Linked DNA regions of Homo sapiens: region 1 is linked to region 2. Evidence: read pairs that join two places in POLR2A ChIA-PET (ENCODE). Cell type or tissue: OCI-LY7. All regions are shown on one strand. Each heading gives the region's core, and the rest is flanking DNA. Links, peaks and the distances in the headings are about the cores only. Region 1 holds the start of SLC4A9 (solute carrier family 4 member 9). Region 2 overlaps PFDN1 (prefoldin subunit 1).

Region 1 (5,353 bases), core at 1-5,000, 91 kb before region 2:
TGTGCCCAGGAAACTTTCCAGCACTCCCTGGAAGCCAACAGGGGCTCAGCACAGGACCCTGAAGTCCTCGGGGTCCTTTGAAGCTTTGGGAGAGCCTCCTTAACTTACCCATAGTCCCAGGGGAAGGGATGGACTAGGGGACACCAACGCTTGTGCCTGCCCCCTGGGCCCTACCCACCTGGGCACCATCAGTGGCATCTCCCAGCAGACCCCCAAAAGTGATGGCATTAGTGACAGTGGCCAGGTAAATGTAGAGTACGGCCGAGAAGCACTGGAGATGCAGGGCGTCCAAGAAATCGCTGGGGTACCACGGGACCTTCCTGCGCACGTCCTGGATAAGGCCCCCAAACAGCCTCCCGCCCGAGGGTCGTCAGTGATCCAGGTTTTCACACTCCACACCCGCATCCCCGCTACTTTCCCTGTGACCGGGTGAGCCCCTCCCACAGTGAGCACACACCTCAGTTTCCCTGTGACTCCTCCCCTCCCCCAGGTCACCTACCCTTGTTTCCTCCCAGCTCGCCTCACCTGCCGGTCCGCTGCAACTCCGGGCTGTGTGCGTGTGGCCCATGGCGGTGCCTGTCCTCAGCCGAGGTCAGGCGCGGGACGGCGGGACCTCTGATCTCCCGCTGTTGCGAGGGAAGCCTGAGGAGGAGGGGAACCCCAGGTTGGCTGAGGATCTCCAACCAGTCTGCGACTCGGTCCAGAGCTCGTGGCGCCCTGCCCCCTAGCGGCTGCTCTTGTCTCTGCCGGCGAGGGAACCATGGCGACACCTGGGCCTCTAGAAGGTCCAGGTCATATTGCGACCTGTGAAAGCCAGGCTCGGGCAGGGAAGGTCTTTGTTCAGGTCTCTTAGCGAGAGAGTAGTCCAGCAGAACTCAGAGTTAGGTCTGCCTGACTCCAAATCCAAAGATAGGTCCCTATCTCTTTCCTGGGACACCACCCCTCCTCAACAATGGAATTAGACCCAGGGCCTATATGGGCAGGAATCTGTATGGGATGATGGCTCCCAGGTACCTTTTGTGCTGAGATGGCAGACATTTGGGCGGGGGAATCCGGGCTGTTGGGTCCCACCGACCTGGGGGAAGCACTGTCACCTCCTCTAGGAATGCATCCAGGGCTGCCAGAAGGTCATGAAGGTTGCTGGCCCGACGAACTGACCACTGGAATTGCTGGGAATGGGGGCACAGAATGGGTGGTAAGTGCAAACCTGGTCTCTTACATGCATTTTCATAGTCTCAAAACTAGACAGACACAAGTCACAGAGGCAGACAAGTCATTCACACATTCCTTTATGCATGCATTAATTCATTCATTCAGTGGGTATCTATTGAGTGCCTACAGTGTGCCAGCACTCATCCAGTAATGGGGCTGCACTAGGAGACGAGGAAACTTCAGTCTCAGTGCTCACTGTGCCTCATTGCTGTATTTAGGGACACATACAGAGTCCACACACACACACTCACATGAGCCCATGCATGTATGCATGTGTGCACACACACACAGGCATGCACGCGTGCGCGCGCACACACACACACCTGCTCAGCTCACCGGGTCACTGAGGAGGACAGCTGCTGCCCGTCCCATCTCATGGTAGCCCTTTCCCAGCATACAGGGGCCCAGGAGAAGGCAGAAAAACCTGAGGAAGGAACCAGGCCCCAGAGATTCACAGGCTGCTTTCCCACAGGGCAGCCCTGGCCTCTGATGCTCAGCTCTGACCTATCAGCTCCCATAAACACACTCATTTGCACACCTACCATGCAGCCCTGACCACTACTCTCTCCCCAGACCCCTGAGCACCATCCTCCCCACAGCCTCAGAGAATCAGACTGAGACCCTCCTTCCCCTCCTCAGTAAAGACCCTTCTAGGTTCTGGGATCCCTGACTCCCACTCACTCAGTAGCCTCACCTGCTTGGGAGGGACACCTCAGTAAGGGACCCCAGTACCACAGGGTTCCGCAGTCGAACAAAGGCTCCCAGTGGCTGTGCCAGGAAGCCCAGCTCCCCTGCCAGCACAGTCCCTGCCTCAGCTCCTGGAGGTAGCTTCTGTCTCAGGGGGTTCTGACACTGGATGGGGGTTCAAGGAGACACAGAATATGAAAGGTTATTTGGGGAGGATAAGATCTCAAATGATGAGAAATCCAGTGGAGAGTAGACTTTTGTTAATTTCTAACCCCTCTCCCAGCCACTGGAAAGGGACCCCAAGGAAGGGCCACAAACCTGTTCCCTCAGGGGGGCTTCCTCATTGTCAGAAGCCTTTCTTGGATGAGTAGAGCCTACAAAACAGGATTATGCAGTGATTAAGACCACAGGCTTTGGGGGTGGATCCACCAGGATTCCCTAATCACTTTTGCCACTGACAAGCTGTAAGAATTAGAGTATACCCTTCTCCACTCTGAGCCACAGTTTTCTCACCACTAAAATGGGGATAATTGTGGTACTATTTACAGGGTGGTTGTGAAGATCAAATGAGATACTGTGAAGATCAAATGGTAGGCCTAGTGCCTACCAAGTACATGTCTTCACAGAACTCTCTTACGATTCTAGCCCCCTGAATCTTCTCCCCACAACATTACCACCAGTTTCCTCTTGCTCATGAGTCCTGGGTTGGAGCCTGAACTAAGCCTGGGCTACTTCTAGCCCTGGAAGGTGCAGGGGAGATCTGAGACCCTGCCACACCAGGGTCTTGGTCCTGGGCCCAGGGAGGGGCTCTCACCCCAGCAGGGCCTGGTGCCTGTGGTCTGGTTGTAATGCTGGGGTCTCTGCAGCAGCAAGGCCTGCAACTGCCCTCTCAGCTCTGGGCTCAGCGACTCCACCCTGGTCACCTGCTCTGGAGAATGGATTGGGGGTCATCTCCTTCCTGAGAGTTCCCTGCCGCACACTCTTCCCCTTCTCCCTCTGCCCAGACACCTTTCCCTTCTGGGAGTCTCAGAATGCCAGGGCCAATGAACTTGCTCCTCCACCCTGCTTTTCCATGTCCACCCTGTGACAAGGGTAGACAATCCTAGGAGGGGTAGGGATGGGCTCTGGAAGATTTCAAGACTTTGGAGGGGAAATCCTGGGGAAAAGGCATGGCTACCCAGGCCCTTCCTGCAAAGGATCCCAGCCTACCCACGAGCTCCAGGAGGCTCTGAGCTGGGCAGTCCAGCAGTACAAGGCCCTCGGCCAGCAGGCTGCGGAGCTTCTGGAGGCTGGGCAGTGCCAGGGTGGGCACGTGGGGGGCACTCCACCGGCCTGCAGCCACCTCCAACTTCTCCTCAAACAGTACCCACCTGTGATGAAGGTGGGTAGACAGTGTTATTGAGGGCATTTCTCCCATGTCCAGGAGCAGAGATGCAGAGGAGCTAGGGAAGGCAAGGCAATGAGGGCATCCTGGGCCCAGTGGTGTGAAGTCTCCCCCCCACCCTGGCAGTCACCCCTCATCTAGGGTCTTGGGGATCTCAAAACTAGACTGCAGAGGAGGCTGGGCATCATGGAAGGTAAGACCCTGAAATAAGGGAACACAGCTGGGAAAATCCTAATTTTGGGCAGCCCCATAAGAAGCGCTGGGGGACATATAGGAGGCTCCAGCTGGGGAAGGGGAAGGATCCCACAGAACTGGCCTGCATCCAACTTACCTGCCTGTCTCTCTCCACTCCAGCGCCTGGGGCCAGCCCAGCAGCTCATTCAGCTGAATGAAGAGCAGAGGGTCTTTGGGTACTCCCAGTTCCTTGCTCTCTGTGTCTGAGGGGCCATCAGGGCTGGGGCCGGTGCCAGGGTCAGGGTTGCTGTCCAGCTCCCCTGAAGGAATATTTCTAGGAGCACTGGAGGCTTCAAACCCTTCCTGGCCTGGCAGCTTCATTTCCATGAGGCTTGCACAGAATCTCAGAACCAGTACAGTCCTAGGTTCTGAAGCCAGGGGCCCTCTGGCTGGTTGCATTTATAATGCATCCCCCACTGCAGCACAACACAAACAGAACAAGGCCTGCTGACTCCAGACTCTACCGGTCACCTACTCCCCTACTTGCTTACCCCACCCCCTGCTGGCATAAGAGTATTTGTAAGACTAGTCTGGCCTTTCCCAGGCTCTCCAGAAATGCCCAACCTGGGGCCAAAATGTGTATGTGCATTTCCTGTGGTATCAGGTCTGATCCCACTGTGTTTTGTGTAAAGAAACAGGAGTAAATGATTGGCTTGGGTCTGAGGACTTGGTACCCCCAGATTTTGCTGCCCCCCTCACTTGTATCAAATATAAATACCAAACACCCAGGACTGTTTTGGGTGTCACCAACACACCCCTGGGGCCACAGACACACCTATTTGGACAAACAGGGACCTAATAAATAATTGAGTCCATGGAAGCCAGACAGGGTAAGGGAGATAGCAGGCAGAGGACCTGCCCATTAAATGGGATAATGGTGGAAGACCTAGTGTCTGAGTCTTAAATTCTTTTCTTTTCTTTTTTTTTGAGACAGGGTCTCACTCTCTCACCCAGTCTGGAGTGTAGTGGCACAGTTATAGCTCACTGCACCTTTGACCTCCTAGCTCAAGTGATCCTCCCACCTCAGCCTCCAAGGTAGTTGGGACTACAGGTGCACGCCACCATGCCCAGCTAAGTCTTTTATTTTATTTTATTTTATTTTTGAGACGGAGTCTCGCTCTGTCGCCCAGGCTGGAGTGCAGTGGTGTGATCTCAGCTCACTGCAACCTTCACCTCTTGGGTTCAAGTGATTCTCCTGCCTCAGCCTCCCAAGTAGCTGAGATTACAGACATGTGCCACCAGGCCTGGCTGATTTTTATATTTTTAGTAGAGACAGGGTTTCACCATGTTGGCCAGGCTGGTCTCAAAAACTCCTGACCTCAGGTGATCCATCCGCCTCAGCCTCCCAAAGTGCTAGGATTACAAGCGTAAGCCACTGTGCCTGGCTGCCCAGCTAACGAGTCTTAAATTCTTTTGTCCAACAACACTTAGGAATTCCCTAATTTAGCTGTGTCCCTGGGATCTGCCCTGTGAGGATGGAGGAGCCCACTAGGGGGTGTAAGTGAAGGAGTTCCTGGAGCTAAATGAGCAAAGGAAAATGTGGTCCATTATTTGCAAATCCTGTTGACTCTATCTTCAAAATATACCCATAATCCAACCACATCTCCCCACCTCCAGCACTGCTACCCTGATTCAAACAACCATCATTTCTCACCTGAATTATTTCAGTAGCTTCCTGGTCTCTTGTAATAACCCCCCTGCTTCCACTCTTCCTCCCTTGCCCAAAGTCCATCCTCCACACCATACATGTCCTTTCAAAAGGCAGTTGAGCCACATTACTCTTCGGTTCAATACTCACCCAACACACTCCCATTACTCCTAGAAGAAGAAGAAAAA
Region 2 (5,376 bases), core at 201-5,200:
GTTGCCCAGGCTAGAGTGCAGTGGCACGATCTCGGCTCACTGCAACCTCCGCCTCCTGGGTTCAAGCGATTCTTCTGCCTCAACCTCCTGAGTAGCTGGGACTACAGGTGCATGCCACCATGCCCGGCTAATTTTTGTATCATTAGTAGAGATGGGGTTTCACCATATTGGCCAGACTTGGTCTTACCTCTGTTTTTCAATGAAGAAAGGAGGGCAGGGGATAGCAGAGCCAATGATAGAATGTTTTTAAAACATTAAACAAGACATATGCCCAGCAGTTCATCTGCTTGCATAGCTCTAAGTTTATAATCCATTAAAAATTTAGTCATTAATTTTTTATTGAAATGTAGCATTTAAGAAATGTGTTAAATAACATTTATAGCTTAATCATTATAAAGCAAACACGTCAGTTATCCAGGCCAGTAAATCAAATGTTGTCAGGAAACCAGAACCCTCCTTGTTGTTTATCACTGCCTAATCATGTGCCATCCCTGCCTGCCTCTCCCATCAAGTAACTACTTCCCTAACTTTTGTGATAATTATTTCCTTTTTCAAAAATACAGTTTTACAGCCGGGCATGGTGGCTCATGCCTGTAATCCCAGCACTTTGGGAGGCTGAGGCGGGTAGATCATGAGGTCAGGAGTTCAAGACCAGCCTGGCCAAGATGGTGAAACCCCGTCTCTACTAAAACTACAAAAATTAGCCGGGCGTGGTGGTGGGCGCCTGTAATCCTAGCTACTTGGGAGGCTGAGGCCGAGAATTGCTTGAACCCGGGAGGTGGAGGTTGCAGTGAGCCGAGATCATGCCACTGCACTCCAGCCTGGGTGACAGAGCAAGACTCTGTCTCAAAAAAAAAAAAAAATGGTTTTACCACCTATGGATGTATCTCTAAAATAATATAATTTAGGCTGGGCGTGGTGGCTCACGCCTGTAATCCCAGCACTTTGGGAGGCTGAGGCGGGCAGATCACCTGAGGTCAGGAGTTCAAGGCCAGCCTGGCCAATATGGTGAAATCCTGTCTCTACTAAAAATACAAAAATTAGCTGGGCCTGGTGGCACGCGTCTGTAGCCCCAGCTACTCGGGAGGCTGGGGCAGGAGAATCGCTTGAACCCTGGTGGTGGAGGTTGCAGTGAGCCAAGATTACGCTATTGCACTCCGGCCTGGGCGTCACAGTGAGACTCCATCTCAAAAGACAACAACAAATATATTTTATGTGTATAAATATATCTTATGTATATAAATATATATCTTATGTATATAAATATATATATTATGTATATATGTATTTTATGTATATATATGTGTGTGTATATATATAATTTAGTTTAGCTTGTTTCTGAACTTTACATGAACAAAATCACTATTTTTTTGCCTCACTTCTTTCTCTCCACGTTGTGTTTGTGAAGTATATCTGTGTTATCTCTTGAGATTGTGAGTTGTTCATTTCATTGCTGCATAGTATCCCGTCATATAGAAGTACCACAATTTATCTATCTAGACAGTCCATTTTTATTCTTAACAAGTGAAGGTATTCTCATGGAGTATTTTTACAGTTTATCTTAGCATCTTGCTAAGATAATTTTCAGAAACCACCCTCCACCCACACTCCAGGAGAGCTTGCATCCTGGGAAGAAGTATAAAACGTTTACACTCCTGATGATTAAAATTAGCTTGATGATTTCCTACTTTCCATAGTAGCTAGATAGCTAGACACTTATGGATGTCTTTTTAAAATTTTTATCTTAGAAATCAATGCAAGATGTAAAATTAATCTCTTTCCTACGTTGTTTTGACTTGGAGAGTCTTGGGTGAAGTGATTTCTCTTATTGTGCATATATTGGGATTTCAAACATGAGTACTTATCTCTTTATAGAGCTCATTTGCATTCTTAACATTTATAAAAATGTATGTTTGTTTTAAAATAGTTTTCGGTTATTTAGGACTTCAGTCTAAGAGAGCCTGCTGGTTGGAAACCCCAGAGTTTATCATGAACTATATATATAGTCTCTATGTCCTGATGTCTTAGGGCTTAATGTAGCTGCAGAATCCTCCTTTGTGGCTTTCAGAGAAGAGTTGGTATAGGTCTGAAAAAGCCCACCATATATGCTCTTTTTCTGTTTGAGCATTTTTTCTTATTAATATTGTCAATGCCTTGTTCATTGTATATGTTATGATCCAAGTGCTAAAATTTGCCCAAATATAAAGCATCTGTGATGCATTTTATTTCCTTCATAGAAGTATTGTAGATCCAATGAGAACTTAGATGTAAGCAGTTCAAATAGATTGGTTCTTTTTTTTTGAGACGGAGTCTTGCTCTGTCACCCAGGCTGGAGTGCAGTGGCGCAATCTTGGCTCACTGCAAGCTCCACCTCCCAGGTTCACACCATTCTCCTACCTCAGCCTCCCAAGTAGCTGGGACTACAGGCGCCCGCCACCACGCCCGGCTAATTTTTTTGTATTTTTAGAAGAGACAGGGTTTCACCATGTTAGCCAGGATGGTCTTGATCTCCTGACCCCGTTATCCGCCCGCCTCGGCCTCCCAAAGTGCTGGGATTACAGGCATAAGCCATCGTGCCTGGCCCATAGATTGGTTCTTTTAATTGGATAGCCTTCCTTATTTATCTTGAAATATATATTACAGATATTTAACACACACATTGATATACCCTTGATTTGATCTGTTTCCTGGTGGCGCATCTTCATTTTATGATTAAGATAAGAGACTTAAGATAATTGGATTTGCATTCCAATTAGCCCAGAGTTCAGCTTTTTGCATCTTGTTTCAGTTATTATTTTCTTCTTGGATACATTGGGTGCCTTGTTGCTCTCCTTGGAATACTTATCTGTCCCCATACCCAACTATCCCTTTGAATGCTTTAGGGAGTTGTTGACCTCAGCCTTCATTGTTACATGCTTTATATGGTCTATACTCTTCTCTGTCTAACCATATGTCCTTAGTCTCCACCCTCCCATGCCTGGATTCCTCAAATCATTTTCAGGCTGCCTAGAGAATGATTTCTTTTAATGAGTTAGACTTTGGATTTTCTTTCATGTCATTACATACTTCCTTGCCAAGAATCCTTATCCTAGATTCTTACTCTGATCAGTTTCTGTTCTTACATCACAGGTGTCCTCCAACCTGAGGTAATAGATACTAGCCATAAAAAGCAAGTTCAATACTTCATGTGGGGAAGGCCACACCTTTATTAATAAGCATGCTACACATCAGCTCAGAAAAAGATCCAAAGAAAGGTTGACATTTCAGCCATAAATAGAAATTTCCAAGTCTACTAGATTTACAACAGAGCGTTCATTACCCTAAATTCCTAATTTTAAAAGCCTTATGTTAATTTAGGAGTTCTTCATTCTAACTCTTGCTGTACGCTAAGCCTCAGTTTCCTCACATAAAATGAGAATATTGGATTAGAAGATCTCTAGGGTCACTCCAGTCACTTCTATTAAGTTTATTGTTATAACCTTGGTCTTTTTCTGAGTTTCCATTTTAGGAGCAAAAATGCCCCCTTAAAATGAAAAGATGGAGGAAAGCAAAACAAAACAAAAACAATTTCCTTTGTCCAGATCATTGTCTTAATTTAAAAAGTTAAAGGCGGGTCACGGTGGCTCACGCCTATAATCCCAGCATTTTGGGAGGCCAAGGCGGGCAGATGATCTGAGGTCAGGAGTTCGAGACCAGCCTGACCAACATGGAGAGACCCCCATCTCTACTAAAAATACAAAATTAGCCGGGCGTGGTGGCGCATGCCTGTAATCCCAGCTACTGGGGAGGCTGAGGCAGGAGAATCGCTTGAACCCGGGAGATGGAGGTTGCGGTGAGCAGAGATCATGCCATTGCACTCCAGCCTGGGCAATAAGAGCGAAGCTCCATCTCAAAAAAAAAAAAAAAAGTTATAAGGCTGGGTGCTGTGGCTCATGCCTATAATCCCAGCACTTTGGGAGTCTGAGGCAGGCAGATCTTTTGAGCCCTGGAGTTCGAGACCAGCCTGGGCAACAAAGTGAGACCTCATCTCTACAAATAATTAAAAAACTATCTGGGCATGGTGGTGCATGCCTGTGGTCCCAGCTACTGCAGAGGCTGAGGTGGGAGGATTGCTTGAGCCCAGGTGATTGAGGCTGCAGTGAGCCTTGATAGCACCACTGTACTCCAGCCTGGGTGACAGAGCGAGCCCCCCATCTCAAAAAATACATAAAAAATAAAAAGTTAATTGGAATCCTATTTTGAAGCTAAAATGAAGCTAGTTGTCTACCTATATCTAAAATGTAATTCAAGGTGATGGCATCTCCTTTGATATCTTTGCAGTCATTTAAATCACAGAGATGTCCATGTAATGGCTTAAAGGTAAACTACATTAGGCATCACCTTGTTTTAGAAATATATTTTCAGATAGAGCTGAATAGTTTAACTCCACATATGTAATTGACATACCCAGGAAGACATCACTTTATTCATTTATAGTGCTTTATCCTGTCTTATAAAATATATGATACTTAGAATAGTAGCATGCATGTTCCTGTGTTTAGATTCCTTGAGTATTTATGAACTTTTTTTTGTTGTTGTTGTTGAGATGGAGTCTTACTCTGTCACCCAGGCTGGAGTGCAGTGGTGCATTCTTGGCTCACTGCAGCCTCTGACTCCCAGATTCAAAAGATTTCCTGCCTCAGCCTCCCGAGTAGCTGGGATTACAGGGTGCGCCACCATAACCGGCTAATTTTTGTATTTTAGTAGAGATGGGGTTTCACCACGTTGGCCAGGCTGATCTTGAACTCCTGGCCTCAAGCGGTCCACCTTGGCCTCCCAAAGTGCTGGGATTACAGGTGTGAGCCACTGTGCCCATCCCGTTTATGAACTTTTTAATGAATTGTATCTTATTTATTTTAATAACTTTTTTTGTGAATTTTAGTTTATCTGCTGATGCAAACAGTTACACCATTTTCATAGGGCTTTTACCATTTTTATCTTACCGTTTTATTCATTTTTCAAATGATTTTTGCATATTACTTCATTTATAAATAGAATGACTAGGGACAATGCTGTTTTGCTAATTATGTCTAATTTGAGGTTTCTCCCAGCTCACTTTGTCTTGCTTTCAGTCTCTTACCTGCTGCCAGCATAATCGAAATATTTGAATTCCATCACTATTCACGAAGCTATTCTTTTGGTTACATAGTCATCTTGTGAGGAAGTTTTTCCAGAATGGACACAGATGCATTGTATTCCTAACCTTTGTGTAAAACAATTTAGTTCGTTTGACTCTGCTTTTGTTTTTAAGAAAACACATGTAGGGGTGGAACAATACTTCCAGGTCAGGAAACGTTATCAGTTTCCACTGATGTTTTATACATAGTCTGTTTTTAT

Evidence for each region. ChIA-PET counts read pairs that join two places held together with the same protein. Peaks named below come from ENCODE experiments on the same cell type or tissue, not always from the same donor. Only the 100,000 strongest peaks of a DNase experiment are listed, where the experiment ranks them.
Region 1: POLR2A ChIA-PET joins it to region 2 with 6 read pairs; 7 of 35 experiments call an interaction of 5 or more read pairs at or near these places.

Annotation. Positions count from the first base shown.
Region 1 is chr5:140,358,728-140,364,080 of GRCh38, reverse strand. SLC4A9 (solute carrier family 4 member 9) reads right to left here and starts at 3,887. Exons shown (of 22, transcript NM_031467.3): 1 at 3,615-3,887; 2 at 3,109-3,269; 3 at 2,714-2,827; 4 at 2,218-2,273; 5 at 1,907-2,064; 6 at 1,549-1,636; 7 at 1,015-1,169; 8 at 526-642; 9 at 179-353; 10 at 1-27. The coding sequence starts at 3,844. RefSeq lists enhancers at 461-1,006, 877-1,026. In OCI-LY7, for the core only: CTCF peaks have their summits at 524 and 735 (motif pointing left); a DNase peak (open chromatin) is centred at 730; H3K4me3 peaks cover 311 bases.
Region 2 is chr5:140,267,851-140,273,226 of GRCh38, reverse strand. All of the region lies in intron 3 of PFDN1 (prefoldin subunit 1), which reads left to right. Among named protein-coding and RNA genes, the nearest start is that of PFDN1, 33 kb to the left of the region's middle. In OCI-LY7, for the core only: no CTCF peak of the experiment used is centred there; no DNase peak of the experiment used is centred there; H3K4me3 peaks cover 263 bases; H3K27ac peaks cover 1,103 bases.